Linked DNA regions of Homo sapiens: region 2 is linked to region 1. A link is an interaction called in ENCODE POLR2A ChIA-PET data of the cell type or tissue named here. Cell type or tissue: K562. All regions are shown on one strand. Each heading gives the region's core, and the rest is flanking DNA. Links, peaks and the distances in the headings are about the cores only.

Region 1 (7,184 bases), core at 3,184-5,683:
TGCGTGTCAGGGGCTCGTAGTTCAGGGGCAAACAAACATTTAAATGATGGGCTGGGCTGGGCATGGTGGCGCACACCTGTAATCCCAGTTACTTGGGAGGCTGAGGCATAATAATTGCCTGAACCCAGGAGGTAGAGATTGCAGTGAGCTGAGATCGCACCACTGCACTCCAGCCTGGGCGACAGAGCAAGACTCCGTCTCAAAAAAAAAAAAAAAAAAGAAAGAAAAAAAAAGATGGGCTGAATAGCATCTAAACTTGGTTTCCTTTCTTCAGGCAAAATTTTAGGCTAACTGATGTCTCTTAATAAGCCACTTTTTTGTTTGAACTGGGGGGAAGAGGGCAGGCTGTAGCTACGGCCGTGGCAGGTGGTCCCAGGTGAACCATAACCAGCTTCAGAGTTGGAGTCCTACAGACTATCAGATGTACAGTGTTGGGCAGGGCCCCCTATATTTTTTTTGCTTGGAAGTGGAATAAAAACTGCTCACCTGTGAATCCAGGAAGCAGGCTGGGAGGCGGCCATCGGACTCTTCCTTTGTGCAGATCTCTCTGCACAGAGTGCCACGCACGGAGCTTTGTTTCTTGATGGGTGATTTTTTTAAAAATTGAGATAGGGGTCTCCAGCAGAGATGGGTGGAAATAGGAGAGACAGACACCAAGGAAAAACATGAAGCATTAGTTCTCCTGGAGGATGGGGAAAGGGGCAGAAACAGAGGGAGCTGCTTTCCCGAGGGAGGCTAAGAGCTCTGGGCAGAAGCAGTGGCTTCAGTGCCTGTGGGCAGAGCTGGAGAGCAGTGCGTCCCCCTCTGGGTACCCTCCCGAGACTCCAGGGCTGGTGGCTGTGGCAGCAATGGGAAGCAGCATCCTTAGCCCTCACCCCAGGGGCCGTGGCATCAGGGCAGCCCCCCTACCAGGTGGCTTTGTGAGTAAAACCAAGAATCCAACAAGAGTGGCCCCATGTAACTCTTGCAAATAGTACACATGAGTCACCCCTTGAGGACTCCCTGAAATAAGGGATGGTGGAGGCCACTTGCAGGGGGTGGAGGTCCTCATTGGGGAGGTAGGGGTGAAAGGCTGATAAGAAGGCAGGGTTTGGCTAGGCGCAGTGGCTCACACCTGTAATCCCAGCACCTTGGGAGGCCCAGGTGGGTGGATCACTTGAGGTCAGGAGTTTGAGACCAGCCTGGCCAACATGGTAAAACCCCGTCTCCACTAAAAATACAAAAATTTGCTGGGCGTGGAGGCGTGTGCCTGTAATCCCAGCTACTTGGGAGGCTAAGGCACGAGAATCGCTTGAACCCGGGAGACGGAGGTTGCAGTGAGCCGAGGCCATGCCATGGCACTCCAGCTTGGGCGACAGAACGAGACTCTGTCTCAACAATAAAAGAAGGCAGAGTTTAAGCCGAGTGTTGAATGACCAGGAATCTGTCAAGGGGAGAAGGCGAGGGTGGCCATTCCAGACAGGAGGACCAGCGTGGGCAGTGGCACGAGTGACCATTGGTGGCTTGAGGCTGTCAGGGGAGTCTGGTCTGGGGGGTGGGCACACAAGGATGCACAAGGTGGTGAGAGGAGAGAGAAGGAGCTAGAGAGAGGCTGGGGCTGGCTGATGGTGGGATCTTGCATGCCAGCCTAAGAGCTTTGGTTTTCGTCTCGAGGACAGTGTCTTCAGGGAGCCCTGGATAGCCTGTGAACAGAGCAAGGTGTTTTTGATTGGTTTGACTGCCGTGCTGAGGATGGGTGGAGGCATGGGCTGTCTGGAGGCAGGAAGGGAGGGCAGTGGCAGAGGGAATAGCCCCCGACACCAACCAACCATGCTTCTTCCGCTCATCGTCCCCCAGCCTGCCCCAACCCCAGGTCTCCAGATTGTGTCGCTTATCGTAAGAGCAGAGTGCCTTCTGGCAGGTGAGGAGTGCAGGAACCCCTTGTCCCTGCTCACGCTGCGCCCAGGGCAAGGGCCGGCTGGGCAGCTGGCAGCCTGGCAGGGAGAATGTCGTTTACTCTGCTGTGTCTGCCGCCACCACCGCTGGGCAGCCTGATTAATGACCCAGGGCTCCTCACAGGTCAGCGGCCCCACCTCTGTGGCGGTGGCTGCCAAGGGAACCTGCCTGCCCTGCCTCCATTCCTCCTGCGGCTGGTGCTCTTGGGTCGGCTCCAGGAAGGGCTTCCACATCGCCCCTCTCTGGCTCTTAAGTCTTTCTGCCAACCATTTCCCTGGCCTCCTTTGAACCCTGGCCCAAGTGCTCCTCTGCAGGAGAGCCTTTGCAGAATGAACCCCCAGCCCATAGCATTCTAACTTCTTTATTTCATCTCCATCAGGCACACAGCAAAGGCTCAAAGATATGCCTCGAAGGAATCCTTGCTGCTTCTCTCCCCTTCCCACCACCCTGGTGATGCTGTGTGGACTCTGGGTTCTGTATTAGCTCTGCTTGAGGGTCTGTGTCTGCTCCTCTGTTTATATAAGTCCCATTCCAGACTGGAAACTCCCCAGGACCAAGAGGCAGCCTCCTCCTTTAGACTGGTGCCTTCTAAGATCCAGATTTTTCTCCTTCTTTTGAGACAGAGTCTCGCTCTGTCGCCCAGGCTGGAGTGCAGTGGCGCGATCTCGGCTCCCGAGTTCAAGTGATTCTTGTGCCTCAGCCTCCCAAGTAGCTGGGATTACAGGCGTGTGCCACCAGGCCACACTAATTTTTGTATATTTAGTAAAGACGAGGTTTCGCTGTTTTGTCCAGGCTGGTCTCGAACTCCTGACCTCCCGTGATCCGCCCGCCTCGGCCTCCCAAAGTGCTGGGATTACAGGCGCGAGCCACCGCGTCCAGCCCAGATTTTCCTTTTCCATTAAATAGGGTACTCTTCCAGGGCAGGGACTATGACTCTCCCTCGGCCTGGGAGCTCCCTGAAAACAAGGGCCCGGTTTGAGGCCATCCTGTCTGTTCCTCCCTTATGCCCCATGCCAAGCTCAGCCTTGGTCCTGGTCTGAAGGGATGCAGGGGCTGCCGGCCTCCTGGCTTGTCTGGGAACAGGAGGGCTGAGCATGAGGGCAGCAGGCGTGGATTTGGCTGTGGCCAGGCCTGTTGGGGCACCACTAGGGGCCAGCTAGTGAGCTGTCTGGGGCCAAGGGGGAGTCCAGGGGGTCCTAGGCCTAAATCAGCCCTTGGGGCCACAGGTCCAGCACCCTGGGAGGGTGGTGACTTCCTGTACCCAGAAATCTGAGTGGGGAAGGGCGGAGAGTCAGTCCTGGCATGCTGACTACTCACACCTCCTGTGGGCTTTATCTTGGGTGCCGGCAGGAGGACAACCACAGCTATTATGTGTCCCGTCTCTATGGCCCCAGCGAGCCCCACAGCCGGGAACTGTGGGTAGATGTGGCCGAGGCCAACCGGAGCCAAGTGAAGATCCACACAATACTCTCCAACACCCACCGGCAGGCTTCGGTGAGTGCCCCAGTCGCCAGCCATGCTTCCCTGTGCTGGGAGGCCGGGGGCCAAACCACCCTGCCTGGTCAGTGGGCATGGCTGTGGCCCGAGGTCTGTGACCTGGGAGGTACCTTCCAGGGGTTCCCATGGGACTTTGCCAGAGTTGGGGTGCCCAGCAGTGGCCCTGGGCATGCCTGCTCCCCACTCTGTCCAAACAAGCATGAGGCAGTGTGGGTGCCCAGGCCCCTGGCCTGCAGCTTGGCCCGTGCTGACTTTCTCCCATCCCCTGCAGAGAGTGGTCTTGTCCTTTGATTTCCCTTTCTACGGGCATCCTCTGCGGCAGATCACCATAGCAACTGGAGGTAAGGCCACGTCGTGGGGCCCCGGGGAGAGTCTGGAGACCTCAGCCCGAACTCAGGGGCCCTCCCAGGGGTGGCTCACTGGAGACAGGGTTATATGAAATGGGAGGAAGGCACATTTGGCTCTAATAGGAGTCTGATTCTCAGGAGGGGGGTCAGTGGACGTCAGAGCATCTCCCTTGCATTAGCTGACCTGCTCATGTGCCTGCACGTGTGTGTCTCCTCGGGCCAGCACGAGTCAGTGTGGACAGCCCTGTGTCCCGGAGTTGCTGAATAAGAGGGAGAGGGAGACTCCACTGAGAGCTTGGGCTCCTGGGGCCAGGCTCCCTGTTGATAGGAGGCACCTGTCTTTAATCCCTGCACTTCAGTTCCACATCCCACTTCCCCAGGGATGGGGAAAGCTGTGAGTCCTCTCCTCTTCCTGCCCCCTCGCCCTATAGTCTGTGCCCTGCTGAAGGGACAGGGAGGACCTTCTCCTATCTGGGGTCCTTTGGCTCCATACACACCAGACCCAGAGCCCGCCAGATGGGGATGGGCGACAGAGGTCTCAGGCTCACTTCCAGCTCTGCCTGCGCTGCCCTTCTTGCCCTTGGGGAAAAGGCCCCCAAAGCGGCCCCTCTGGGCCATTTCTGGTGACTCCTCTGCACCTCTCCCACCCTAGGCTTCATCTTCATGGGGGACGTGATCCATCGGATGCTCACAGCTACTCAGTATGTGGCGCCCCTGATGGCCAACTTCAACCCTGGCTACTCCGACAACTCCACAGTTGTTTACTTTGACAATGGTGAGACTGGATCTCAGAATTTAAGTCACCCAGCTCCAGGGATCCCTTGTCCAGTCCTTTAGAGGAGCACAGGGCCTAGAGAGGGCAAGGGTCCCACAGTCCCACGGCAAAGCAGCCACCTACCTTTCTCTGCTCAGTTTCCTGACCTGTCAGATAGGGGCAAAAATGCCTGCTACCCAGAAGAATCTGATGAGATAACAAAACGACAGTGCTTGGCTCTTAGTCGAGGTAAAATAAATGTTAGGGGCCTTTATTGTTACTTACATTCACCAGGATGTCCCTTGAGCCCCGTCTGAATCCAGGAGAACAGACATTCCTCCTTCTTTTATCTCAAGGAGTCAGAATAGACAAGAAGGAAAGGGAAAGAGATGATCAAGTACAGTATCTGGGGCTGAAGCAGGATCTTCTGGCTCCTCTGCTGCTTGGAAGCCGCGCTGCTTTAGTGAGCTGCCCAGCTCCTGCCTCCTTACCTTTGCAAACTTCCCCATCATCCCGAAGGGACCCAACCTGTGGCCGCTGCCCTCCGACTGGCATTTCTGTAGGGCCCTGCTCCTTGCATGATCTCCCGTCCAGCCGGGTCTCTGTTCTTCTCCCCAGGGACAGTCTTTGTGGTTCAGTGGGACCACGTTTATCTCCAAGGCTGGGAAGACAAGGGCAGTTTCACCTTCCAGGCAGCTCTGCACCATGACGGCCGCATTGTCTTTGCCTATAAAGAGGTGAGTGGGCCCAGCTGCAGAGACAGCTGGGTCTTGGAGCCTTTCTTCATTCAGCAAATATTTAGAGAATTTGCAATGTGCCAGGCATGGGGCTTGCTGCTGGTAATACAGCAGTTAACAAGATGTTTGCGGGTCCTACCCTTTTGGAGCAGTAAGTCTGGTTGCGGAGGTGGACAATAATTACAGGGACAAATGTAGAATCACCACTGTGACAAGCGCTCCCAAGTAGAGGTGCCTGGTGCTAGCTGAGCCTTTCACAGACCTCTTAACCTTGGCAGAGGCCAGGGGAGGCTTTGCTGAGGAAAAGAGTTGAAATCTGAAGGATAAATACGAGTTCAGGAAGCAAAGAGGAGAGTGAAGTATGTTCTAGGAGAGACAACAGCACACAGCACATGCAAAAGTCCTGAGGCAGGACAGAGCACGGCTGGCACAAAGCACTGAAAGAAGGCAGCATGGGCCAGGTGCGGTGGCTCACACCTGCAAACCCAGCACTTTGGGAGGCTGAGGTGGGTGGATCATCAGAGCTCAGGAGTTCGAGACCAGCCTGGCCAACATGATGAAACCCCATCTCTACTAAAAATACAAAAAATTTAGCCGGACGTGGTGGCAGGCACCTGTAATCTCAGCTACTCAGGAGGCTGAGGCAGGAGAATCGCTTGAACCCAGGAGTTGGAGGTTGCAGTGAGCTGAGATCGTGCCACTGCACTCCAGCCTGGGCAACAGAGTGAGAATCTGTCTCAAAAAAAAAAAAAAAGAAAGAAAAAGAAAAAAGAAAAAAGAAGGCAGCATGATGAGCCAGGGTGGTGGCTCATAACCCCAGCGCTTTGGGAGACTGAGGCGGGAAGATTGCTTTAACCCAGAAGTTCAAGACCAGTCTGGAGAACATAGTGAGACACACACCTCTATTAAAAAAAAAATAGAAGAAGGCAGCATGGTTGGAAGGGAGAGAGTGAGGGGCAGGACAGGGCAAGGGAACCACAGATTTGCCCTTGAGAAAAGTCACTCTGGCTTCAGAGTGGAGAACAGGTTGTTGGGGGCTTAGAGGGAATACTGGGAAGTAATTTAGGAGAAGGGTGACAGCAGCTTAGAGTAGGATGAGGGGAAATGGAAAACAGACAGATTTGAGAGCCACTTAGCAGGTTAAGCAACAGAATTCGGAGATGCATTAGATGGGGAAGGGAAGAAATGAAAGAAAGGGAAGGGAAAAGGGTATGTCCCGGGTTTCCGGCCTGCATGGAGTGCCATTCACCGAGACAGAGGAAAGAAGAAAATGTGCTTGGAGGTGGTGTGGAGAGGACTTGGAATTTGGGTGGGGTCCCACTGGGCTTCCAATGTCTTGGAGTCCTCCAGGAGGTGGTGCCATCCAGAAAGATGGGTCTGGAGCTCACAGGGGAGGGCTGGGTGGGCCCCAGAGCGTTTGGGAGGTGGACGGAGTCTCTTCTCCCTGCCGCAGATCCCTATGTCTGTCCCGGAAATCAGCTCCTCCCAGCATCCTGTCAAAACCGGCCTATCGGATGCCTTCATGATTCTCAATCCATCCCCGGATGTGCCAGGTGAGTCTTCAGGGACCCCGCAGAGGCCTTGATGGGGGTAGGACTCCGCTCAGACTGAACCTGAGCTGCTGGGGGGATGGCAGTGGCAGGGAGTAGACAAGGGGCAGAGAGTTGAGAGGGAAACCAGGCAGGAAAGGATGCCCAGTGACTTCCAGCTTTTCTTTGTTATAGCAGAGGGACCATTTTCTCCAGCAAAATCTCCAATGGGAGGCACTGCTCTGGTTGTTAAGGTGAAAGGGAGCCACAGCCCTTCCACTCAGCCCCTGTTCTATGTAGAAAACCTCCAAAGATGCCCTAGTAAGGGGTTTGAGTCCTCCCAGAATACAACCATTGTGGCCTTCCCACTCCAGGTGATAAAGGG
Region 2 (5,672 bases), core at 2,618-5,117, 69 kb before region 1:
TCACACCTGTAATCTCAGCACCTTGGGAGCCCGAGGCCGGCGGATTGCCTGAGCTAAAGAGTTCAAGACCAGCCTGGGCAACATGATGAAACCCTGCCTCTACTAAAATTCAAAAAATTAGCTGCGCATGGTGGTGGGCACCTGTAATTCCAGCTACTCAGGAGGCTGAGGCACAAGAATTGCTTGAACCCAGGAGGCGGAGGTTGCAGTGAGCCGAGATTGCATCACTGCACTCCAGCCTGGGTGACAGAGCAAGACTCTGTCTCAAAAATAAATAAATAAATAAATAAAAATAAACGCTTGGTATCCCAGAACTATATCTGTTCCATTTTGTAAGAAGATTTTCATTTTCAAATAATTTCAGATTTACAGAAGTGTGGCAAGAATAGTATCAAAAAAATCTTATTTTTTGAATATTCTTCACCAGGATTCACTAACTTTTTAACATTTTATTGAGGTAGAATTCCCATACCATTAAGTTCAGCCATTTAAAGTCTATAAGCCAGGCTTGGTGGCTCACACCTGTAATCCCAGCACTTTGGGAGGCTGAGGCAGGTGGATCACTTGAGCTCAGGAGTTGGAGACCAGACTGGGCAACATGGCAAGACCCTGTCTCTATTAAAAAATAAAAAATAAATTAAGTGTACAGTCTAATTTTTTTCAGATTCACAAATTTTGAAACATTTACTTTTATCTTTCTTTCTCTCTTTTTTTTTTTGAGGGGGGACGAAGTCTCGCTCTGTCACCCAGGCTGGAGTGCAGTGGTACAATATTGGCTCACTGCAATCTCTGCCTCCCAGGTTCAAGTGATTCTCCTGCCTCAGCCTCCCAAGTAGCTGGTATTACAGGCGCCCACCACCACACCTGGCTAATTTTTATATTTTTAGTAGAGACAGAGTTTCACCATGTTGGCCAGGCTGGTCTCGAACTCCCGACCTCAAAAGATCCACCTGTCTCAGCCTCCCAAAGTGCTGGGATTATAGGCGTGAGCCACCATGCCTGGCCTATATTGTGTTTCTTAAGAACAACATCATTATCTTACACAACCATGATGCAATTGTAAAATTCAAGAATTATTTCTAAAATATAGTCCATATTTGGTTTTTTTTTTTTTTGAGCTAGGGTCTCACTCTGGCTGCCCAGGCTGGAGTGCAGTGATGCGATCTTGGCTGACTGCAGCCTCTGCCTCCCTAGTTCAAGCAGTTCTGCCTCAGCCTCCTGAGTATCTGGGATTACAGGCGCCTGCCACCATACCCAGTTAATTTTTGTATTTTCAGTAGAGACGGGGTTTTGCCATGTTGGCCTGGCTGGTCTCGAACTCCTGACCTCAGGTGATCCACCACCACCCCTGCCTCCCAAAGTGTAGGGATTACAGGCGTGAGCCACTGTGCCGGTATAGAATGCCCTTCATAGCAACATTTCCCCCAATCCAGGAACCAACCCAGGATCACTTGTTGCCTGTTGTTTTTTAGACAGAGTCTTGTTCTGTCGCCCAGGCTGGAGTGCAGTGGCATGATGTCAGCTCACCTCAACCTCTGCCTCCCAAGTTCAAGTGATTTTCATGCCTCAGCCTCGTGAGTAGCTGGGACTACAGGCATGTGCTACCACGCCAAGCTAATTTTTGTATTATTATTATTTTTTAATAAAGACAGGGTTTCACCATGATGGCCAGGCTGGTCTTGAACTCCTGGCCTCAGGTGATCCACCCGCCTCAGCCTCCCAAAGTACTGGGATTACAGGTGTGAGCCACTGCGCCCGGCCTAGTTTTCTTTCTTTCTTTCTTTCTTTTTTTTTTTTTTGAGACAGAGTCTCACTCTGTCGCTCAGGTTGGAGTGCAGTGGCGATCTCAGCTCACTGCAAGCTCCGCCTCCCAGGTTCACGCCGTTCTCCTGCCTCAGCCTCCCAAGTAGCTGGGTCTACAGGCACCTGCCACCATGCCCGGCTAATTTTTTTAGTAGAGACGGGGTTTCACTATGTTGGCCAGGATGGTCTTGATCTCCTGACCTCGTGATCCACCCACCTTGGCCTCCCAAAGTGCTGGGATTATAGGCATGAGCCACTGCACCCGGCCCTCTTTTTTTTTTTTTTTTTTTTTTTGAGACGGAGTCTTGCTCTGTTGTCCAAGCTGGAGTGCAGTGGCACCATCTCGGCTTACTGCAAGCTCTGCCTCCATTCTTCTGCCCCAGCCTCCTGAGTAGCTGAGACTACAGGCGCCTACCACCACATCCGGCTAATGTTTTGTATTTTTAGTAGAGATGGGGTTTCACCATGTTAGCCAGGATGGTCTCGATCTCCTGACTTCAAGATCTGCCCGCCTTGGCCTCCCAAAGTGCTGGGATTACAGGTGTGACCCACCGCACCCAGCCAGTATAGTTTTCTTTAATCTGGAAGGCTTCCTCAGCCTTTCTTGAATTTTCCAGAGACTGACATTTAGGCAGAGTACAGGACAGCTATTCTGTAGACTGTCTGTCCCTCAGTGTGCGTTTGTGTGATTGTTCCTCATGATTAGTTTCCGGTTTTGCATTATTATAATTATGGTTCTTGTTGTTGAGATGAGAATGATAATAGCAGCTATCTAACAGGATTGTTGTCAGGACTCAATTGATCATGTGAAAAGCACAGAACAATGCTGGTATGTAGCAAGTGCCCCATAAAGGAAGACTGTTGTTGTTGCCGTTGTTAATATAGAGGGTGTGGCTGGGCTCAGTGACTCACGCCTATAATCCCAGCACTTTGAGAGGCTGAGGCAAGTGGATCACTTGAGGCCAGGAGTTTCAGACCAGCCTGGGCAACATAATAAGACCCTGTTTCTACAAAAAAATTAAAAAAAATTAGTGGGGTATGATGGCACGTGCCTGTAGCCCTAGTTACTGAGGAGGCTAGGCTGGGGGCTCGCTTGAGCCCAGGGTAGAGGTGAACTATGTTCACACCACTGCACTTCAGCCTGGGTGACAGAGCGAGAACCAGTCTCTAAAATTTAAAAAAAAAAAAACAAAAAAAAAGGAGAGTGGGCGGGCCTACAAACAATGTTAGAGAAGTTGAGAAGGAGAATCACTGCCCTTCATATAGCCCCTAAGGAAGGCTGGCATAACACCAGGAGAGAGCCTGAGCTTTGCATAGGGTAGACACAGGGCTGCTGAGGTCCTTTCTGCAGAGGTGCCCAGGGCTGAGAGTTATGGAGCATTCAAGGGTCTTGACACTGGCTCTCCATGCTGATCCAACCAGGACCCGCCTCTCTGACTGGGTGCATTGCCTGAGTCCCTCTAGCTCCTCTTCCTTTTCTCTCTCCCCAAACCAGGTACTTCAAAGGCTCATCAAGTCCCGAGGAAAGTCTCAGTCCAAACACCTCAATGTCCAAATAGCGGCCTCGGAAAAGCTGGCACAGTGCCCCCCTGTGAGTGCCTAGATCCCAGGGAAGGGAATGGAGGGAGAACATTTGGGTTGTCCTGGTTTCCTCTGGCCTACATGAGAGACAGGGTGACCAGGAACACCTGGGTCAGGCCTGTGGGTGCAGACTGGTCTTCTGGGAAGAGCGCAGGTCCCGTCAGTCAAAGACTGGGTTCAAGCCCCAGAAGCACCCTTCTGCGTGGAGAGTCAAGCCCTGTCTCCCAGCCTTGGTTGCCTTATCTCTAGAATGAGGGAGTTGGACTGAGTGCCAAAACTTCTTGCAGTTCTGCCAATCTGTAGATCTGAGAGCTCTCCTTCCCTTCTACATCCAGAGGCCTCTTTTTAACCTTGTCCTTCAATCCCTTGACTCTACCCACTGCACCCAGGCCACACCCTCAACCCCCTTGGCCATGCCCCACTCATCCCAGCCCTGCCCCCTAACCCCGCCTTCACAGGAAATGTTTGACATCATCCTGGATGAGAACCAATTGGAGGATGCCTGCGAGCATCTGGCGGAGTACTTGGAAGCCTATTGGAAGGCCACACACCCGCCCAGCAGCACGCCACCCAATCCGCTGCTGAACCGCACCATGGCTACCGCAGCCCTGGCTGCCAGCCCTGCCCCTGTCTCCAACCTCCAGGTACAGGTGCTCACCTCGCTCAGGAGAAACCTCGGCTTCTGGGGCGGGCTGGAGTCCTCACAGCGGGGCAGTGTGGTGCCCCAGGAGCAGGAACATGCCATGTAGTGGGCGCCCTGCCCGTCTTCCCTCCTGCTCTGGGGTCGGAACTGGAGTGCAGGGAACATGGAGGAGGAAGGGAAGAGCTTTATTTTGTAAAAAAATAAGATGAGCGGCAGCTTCTGGTGTCTGTGGTTTTTGATGGGTCTGGGGCTTCTGGTGCTGTCTTCCTGGGCCTGGTGCCATAGGAGCGCATCTGCTGCCCGCTGGATATGAGGCCTGATGGGAGCGCTTTTAAGACAAGGGACTAGGAAGGACATGCGAGGAAGACTGATAAACTGATTCGCTGGACTCCACACCCTTTTTAGACCCAACAGAGCAGGGGCCTTCAGAGCCAGGGAAACCTACGTTAAACCTGGACTCTCCCTCCCTGGAGCCCTGACTCCACAAGGCCCCTCAAGAGGGACCAAGAATGTGGCATCTTCTATGACTTGATGCTGAACCTTCCACCATTCTCCCAGTTAAAGTCCAGGAAAGGACCTCCCATGGGAGACCCATCCTGCCTTGCCCTCCTCCCATGGGAGCCACAGCCCACCTCTTGATGGCACACCATTAAGTATAAGGTCTTAAGAGCCAGAAGAAACCCATGAAATCATTCTAGACTGTAGCTTTCAAATTTGTTTTCAGCAACAGAGCCCATTTGTTCAATGAATCTTACGTGGAAGCTGAGGATGTTAGATAATGCATCCTTGCTCTGCCCTGAGGGAGCCAGGGGAATGGCCTCCCCTCCACCTCCATGGGGACCCCTGAAGCACTTCTGTGCCCTTCCCACCCAATGCCACCCCAGATCTCTAGGTAACAGTTTGGAAACTGCTACTCAGGTCTAACCCCCATCACATTACAACCAAGAAATGAGGCCACAGAGAGGGGAACTGTTTGCTTAGGGTCACACAGCTTGACATGGCAGGGGAGGGACTGGAACCCCTCTTGTGCCCCACCTCCACGTGACATTTGATGATAAGGACACTGGGCCACCTCTTCATCTTCAGTAGGAGGGGGAGACCCAGCAGCCTTCCCCAGCTTGCTGCTTTGAGTGCTTGTTGGGGGCAAGGGAGGAATCCCATCAGCCTTGGAGATGGTGTCATCCGACTAGGGAATGGTGGGAGAAGCATGGGGTTCTGGAAGCCTGAGATTGGGGTTTGGTGTGGGTCGAAGAAGCCAGGGTCAGCAGGTTTGAGCTGAAATCCCGTTAATATATTTGGAAAACCAAAGGCAATGACTAACCGAATCAACCGCTAATGAGTGGCAATACTGAGCTGTTAATGACAGTTAGCCCCAAGATAGCATTAATGACCTGCACTGAGGAAGCGGTGACTCATGGCTCACGGCTGTTGGCCATAGTTGCCCTGAGAGTTCATATGTCCTCACATCTGTTGAAGGTCGGGTGCCCCCTGTCCCGAGAGAGGAGCAAATGCCCTGAGGTCTGTCCTCTGGCTGGGCTCCAGAGCCGTTTGTCCCCGGGGCCCCTCCTCTAGAGCCAGCACCCTCTTCATCCAGGCCGGACCTCTTAATGCTGTCACTAACTTGCCTTGCTTTGTTGTGTTTTTC

The links. ChIA-PET counts read pairs that join two places held together with the same protein. Peaks named below come from ENCODE experiments on the same cell type or tissue, not always from the same donor. Only the 100,000 strongest peaks of a DNase experiment are listed, where the experiment ranks them.
Region 2: POLR2A ChIA-PET joins it to region 1 with 5 read pairs; 5 of 35 experiments call an interaction of 5 or more read pairs at or near these places.

What each region holds. Positions count from the first base shown.
Region 1 is chr17:39,105,493-39,112,676 of GRCh38, reverse strand. PLXDC1 (plexin domain containing 1) reads left to right here. Exons shown (of 14, transcript NM_020405.5): 3 at 3,286-3,429; 4 at 3,704-3,773; 5 at 4,432-4,554; 6 at 5,152-5,270; 7 at 6,724-6,823. LOC124903995 (a long non-coding RNA gene) reads right to left here and starts at 1,422. Exons shown (of 2, transcript XR_007065744.1): 1 at 487-1,422. RefSeq lists a silencer at 3,579-3,767. In K562, for the core only: a CTCF peak has its summit at 4,492; a DNase peak (open chromatin) is centred at 4,506; H3K27me3 peaks cover 2,500 bases.
Region 2 is chr17:39,175,706-39,181,377 of GRCh38, reverse strand. CACNB1 (calcium voltage-gated channel auxiliary subunit beta 1) reads left to right here. Exons shown (of 14, transcript NM_000723.5): 12 at 3,299-3,394; 13 at 3,843-4,028. It overlaps CACNB1-AS1 (CACNB1 antisense RNA 1), which reads right to left. Exons shown (of 4, transcript XR_934743.3): 2 at 5,419-5,515; 3 at 4,043-4,371. Among named protein-coding and RNA genes, the nearest start is that of CACNB1-AS1, 3.9 kb to the right of the region's middle. RefSeq lists enhancers at 3,591-4,090, 4,091-4,592, 5,369-5,672. In K562, for the core only: no CTCF peak of the experiment used is centred there; a DNase peak (open chromatin) is centred at 3,877.